Regions from separate parts of the Homo sapiens genome. Here region 1 is linked to region 2. Evidence: read pairs that join two places in POLR2A ChIA-PET (ENCODE). Cell type or tissue: K562. All regions are shown on one strand.

Region 1 (2,500 bases), 65 kb before region 2:
TGGGGGGGTTCCTCCCCACCTCCCGGTTCCTGCCTGGAGAGCTCTGCAGTGTCCTGAGGAAGGCCCCCCTCCAAACCCCCCATTTGCAGGGACACACCCATGCAGACACTGGGCCGTGGCATGGTCAGGCGGGGAGGCTCCAGGCCTTGCTGTGATGGGGAGGGGGGTGACCAGGGAGGGGCCCTTGCCTTAGGGAAGCTCATGTTTCCTAGAGACATCATGTTTTAATTGGAAGGCCAGCCTCTCCCGCAGAGCGGGCCGCCCCACCACCACATCCCTGCGGGAGGAGAGTGTCAGGGCTCAAAGCGGGAAATTGCTAGAGACAAGAAGTAAAAACGGACTACTCTGATTTCACTGGGAAGGAAGAAAGAAAAGGCAAAGATCTAATACCAGCTGAAAGCAGGGTTGCTGTTTAAAGAAAACTGTTGCTGTTGCAGCAAATTTAAGGCTGCGGCTGCTTTTTCTTTCTTTCTTTCTTTTTTTTTTTTTTTTTTTTTTTGAGATGGAGTCTCACTCTGTCGCCCAGGCTGGAGTGCAGTGGCGCAATCTCGGCTCGCTACAACCTCCGCCTCCAGGGTTCAGGTGATTGTCCTGCCTCAGCCTCTCGAGTAGCTAGAATTACAGGCACGTACCACCATGCCTGGCACATTTTTGTATTTTTAGTAGAGATGGGGTTTTGTCACGTTGGCCAGGCTGGTCTCGAACTCCTGGCCTCAGGTGATCCGCCTGCCTCGACCTCCCAAAGTGCTGGGGTTACAAGCGTGAGCCACTGTGCCCAGCCTAGGGGGCGGCTTTTTCAAGGGGCTGGTTTCTCTGTCAAGGGAGGAAAAGTCAGGGAGGCCTTCTGTGAATGCTTCTCTCCTTCCACAAATATTGTTGAGCACCTACTGCACGCCAGGCCCTGGCCAGGCACAGGGGCCCCTGCAGGAATCAAGGGAGCTGTGGTCCTTGGTGTGAAGGAGACATGCTGGATGCTATGACAACACACGACGGGGCCCCTACATTGTCTGGAGGTTCAGGGACGGTTTCCTGGGGGAAACAGAATTTCAGAAGGGACCTCAAGAATGAGTGGAGTTGTCCAGTAGAGGAGGTCAGGGAGGGCACGCCGGGTGGAGGAAACAGCAGACGGAAAGGCTCCGAGTTGGAAAGAGCATGGCTGTTCTGGAGCAGAAAGGGTGGGAGAGAGCATGATGGGGGCCTGTGATCTGGCAGACCTTGTTTGAGGTGTGTGACTTTTGTGTTAAGAGCAGTGGGGATGCGTTCTGTGTGTCTGTGAGTGTCCAGAGTGGCCACTCACTCCGGCCCTCTCTGGGGGCGCTCTCAGTGAGCATCTCTTACGGTCACATGGGAAGCCAGTGTGTGATATGGGGATGACAGTTGTGTCTCAGTTGCCCAGAGCTCGCTGGGCTGCCCCAGTCTCCAAAGGAGCTGACCACAAGCCCCTAACTGGCTGCCCCTGGCCCAGCTGCCGTGAGACCTGCACTGCCTGAGAAGCCCAGATCCTCAGCCAGGGAGGGAAAGCTCCAGGAGCCATTTAGAGCCAGAGGTGGGGCAGGTGGCCGTGCCCCACGTCGCAGTCCACCACGTGCAGGACGGCAGCACCAATCAGGGAGGTGGGGACGGGGGTGCAGATGTCCAGGCACTGGGGAGCCATGGCTGGTGATGAATTCATGGTGTCAGGGACCCAGGACCAGGGCTGTGTGTCCCAAGTGCATGACGACCCTGGGGTGGAAGCTTTGTTCACAAGATGAGGAAGGAAGGCCATCCCAGGCTATCTGACCTTGAATCCTGTATTCCACAAGGAATGGAGGGAGTCCGGGGTGCTGCTGCAGAGTCGGAACAGTTGAGCTGGGTGACGGTGGCAGGGGGGAGGTGGCTGTGAGGGCCCACCTCCATCATCGTCGGCCCCATGATCCAAGAGGACCATTTATTGTGCACCTGCCAAGTGCTACACCCTCTGCATGGATCATCTCATTAAATCCTCCCAAACATTCTAGAAGGCAGGCGGTTTTATGACCCCATTTTCTAGGTGAGGAAACTGAGGCCCAGGAAGCCAAGTTACACAGTAAGTACGTGGGGGCACCAGGCCTTGGGCTCTTGACTGTGATCTATTCCCTACCCCTGCCGACCTGGAGTCCCTGGATTGGGCTGACTGCGACCTTACCCAGCCTCTCCAGGCCTGGTTAGGAAGGGAAAGGTAAGAAGGTTCCATAACGCTGGAGCAGGGGCTGCTGAACGAAACCAGAGGTGATCCCTGGCCCAGGCAGGCGGGCTAGGGGCAGGGGCAGCCCCTCTTGTCCCCCATGCAGCTCAGTGGTGATGCAGACAGAGAAATGTAGAGCCAGCTCCAGAGAGCTCCCAAGGGCACCCCTCCAGGGCCTCCGTTTCCCAGGGATAGGACACGCTGGGGAGTGGCCCGGCTCTGCTGTGGAGATTCTGGCCCAACCTCAGCTCCACTTGCTGGGTGATCTTGGCAAAGCACTCATGTCTCTGAGCCTCA
Region 2 (2,500 bases):
TCCAAAATCACTCCATCCTTGGCCGGGTGCAGTGGCTCATGCCTGTAATCCCAGCATTTTGGGAGGCTGAGGCTGGTGGATCACTTGAGGACAGGAGTTTGAGACCTACCTGGCCAACATGGCAAAATCCCATCTCTACTAAAAGTACAAAAAAAAAAAATTAGCTGTACATGGTGGTGTGTGCTTGTAGTTCCCAGCTACTCAGGAGGCTGAGGCAGGGAATCACTTAAACCTGGGAGGTGGAGGTTGCAGTGAGCCAAGATCGTGTCACTTCACTCCAGCCTGGGCGACAGAGTGAGTGAGACTCTGTCTCAAAAAAAAAAAAAAAAAAAAAACATAAAACAAAACAAAAATCACTCCGTCCTCTGGCAATTGAGCTGTGGGTACCCACATCCCCCTACAGGCTGATTAGAGGGACACCCTTGGAAAACCCATTTTTGATTATGTCCCAAAATGAGGTCTGCCTGTCACAAGTGATTCACAAGGGAGTGCCACCTGGATGAGGAGTTTTGTAATGTTTATTTGAAAGTTTCAGGAAAAGCACAACCAGCATATGCAACTCGTTCACTCAGCTATTCCTTAAAGTATGTGTTGATATTTTAAGAGTAAGTCCTTTGGGAGGCTGAGGCGGGCGGATCACGAGGTCAGGAGATCGAGACCATCCTGGCTGATATGGTGAAACCCCATCTCTACTAAAAATACAAAAATCAGTCAGGCGTGGTGGCAGGCGCCTGTAGTCCCAGCTACTCGGGAGGCTGAGGCAGGGGAATCTCTTGAACCCGGGAGACAGAGGTTGCAGTGAGCCAACATCGCGCCACTGCACTCCAGCCTGGGCAACAGAGTGAGACTCCGTCTCAAAAAAAAAAAAAGAGTAAGTCAATGTTTGGAAAGCTGTTAAGAGAATCATAGTACAGATAGTTCACAAACATAGCCAAACCCTGAAGAGTGGGTGAAGGAAAGAAGTTGGGGAACACAGGGTGGGAAGGAGGAACAAGACGGGAAGTTCATGGCAGACGTGGATCCTGCTCTGCCTGGCATGTCTGCAGGCTGGGGAGGAGCAGGCCTTGCAGAAAAAGCGGGGACTGAGCCCCACCTTCTATTTCCAGCCATTGGGCAGCAATTCAGCGGTCACCAGCGTGGGAGGAGAGGTGGTCAGGAGCTCTGACTGTCAGCCCCTGGGGCTGGCCCAGCCCTCCCTCACTCGTCTGGTCTGTCTCAAACCGCAGAGGGGCCCCTCCGAGGCCGCAGTGGCCAGGGACAGGGAGCAATGGAGACACCAAGGAATGATGGAAGAAAGCTCACCTCCCTCCTCCCACCTCCAGGCTCCAAACCGAGAGACATGGAGGCAGGCACGTACCACAGACGTGCTCGGGTGAAATGCATCATTCAAATAATAACCATTTTTTTAAGGTAAAAGCCACCCAAAGCAAATTCCTACTAGACTGGACTTGTATTGCCTCCTGCAGCATCAGGCCTGCCTTCACCCTCCACAGACTTTTCCACACCAGCTGCATTTTCCTGCATAGGTGACAGCGGTGAGGACAGTGATCCCCAGATGGCCAGGACAGGGACAGCTGCTGGCCGCTCCACAGGGTCTCCTCTTCTCTCCCCCAGCCCTGCTGGCATCCACGGTGGGGCCAATTTCCTTGACTTTGTATCAGGGTTGACGCAATGCAGTGCCTGCTTCGTTTCAAAGGCAGGTATACAAGACAGTGAAATCGCCTTCCCATAGAGGGACAGCCTCAGGAGCAGAGCCGAGAGTGCCAGGCCCCTCCTCAGAGTGCCAAGTGAGTGAATTCCTGGAAAGTGCTTACAACACTCCTGGACACTGAGTAGGAAGATCTTTTTTTTGAGACAGAGTCTCGCTCTGTGCCCCAGGCTGGAGTGCAGTGGCGTGATCTCGGCTCACTGCAACCTCCACCTCCTGGGTTCAAGTGATTTTCGTGCTTCAGCCTCCTGAGTAGCTGAGACTACAGGCGAGCCCCACCACGCCTGGTTAATTTTTGTATTTTTAGTAGAGACAGGGTTTTGCCATGTTGGCCAGGCTCGTCTCAAACTCCTAAGCTCAGGTGATCTACCCGCCTCAGCCTCCCAAAGTGCAGGGATTACAGATGTGAGCCACTGTGCTTGACTGAGTAGGGAGATTTTAAGCAAGCCGCCATCTCCTCCATCGCCATCACCAGCCCTGTCCTGGACACCATCGCTAAAGCTCACTTCACCCTCTTGGCTTTGCCAGACTTTCTGACTGCCCTCAGATGCTCCGGCCAAATGAATCAAAAGCACGTTATGGGGCTGGGTGTGGTGGCACACACCTGTGATCTCAGGCTGAAGTGGGAGGATCACTTGGGTGCTGGAATCAGCCTGAGCAACATAGCAAGATCCCGTCTCTACAACAATAAAAATTTAAAAATTAGCCAGGCATGGTGGCACGTGTCTGTGGTCCCAGCTACTCAGGAGGCTGAGGTGAGAAGATCGTTTGAGCCCAGGAGGTCAAGGCATC

Evidence for each region. ChIA-PET counts read pairs that join two places held together with the same protein. Peaks named below come from ENCODE experiments on the same cell type or tissue, not always from the same donor. Only the 100,000 strongest peaks of a DNase experiment are listed, where the experiment ranks them.
Region 1: POLR2A ChIA-PET joins it to region 2 with 6 read pairs; 5 of 35 experiments call an interaction of 5 or more read pairs at or near these places.

The regions. Positions count from the first base shown.
Region 1 is chr9:129,677,483-129,679,982 of GRCh38, forward strand. All of the region lies in intron 1 of PRRX2 (paired related homeobox 2), which reads left to right. Among named protein-coding and RNA genes, the nearest start is that of PRRX2, 13 kb to the left of the region's middle. RefSeq lists enhancers at 1-493, 1,789-2,289, 2,290-2,500. In K562, no CTCF peak of the experiment used is centred here; DNase peaks (open chromatin) are centred at 112, 1,322 and 1,564; H3K27me3 peaks cover 2,162 bases.
Region 2 is chr9:129,742,016-129,744,515 of GRCh38, forward strand. All of the region lies in intron 2 of PTGES (prostaglandin E synthase), which reads right to left. Among named protein-coding and RNA genes, the nearest start is that of PTGES, 9.8 kb to the right of the region's middle. RefSeq lists an enhancer at 682-1,182. In K562, no CTCF peak of the experiment used is centred here; a DNase peak (open chromatin) is centred at 1,182; H3K27me3 peaks cover 1,412 bases.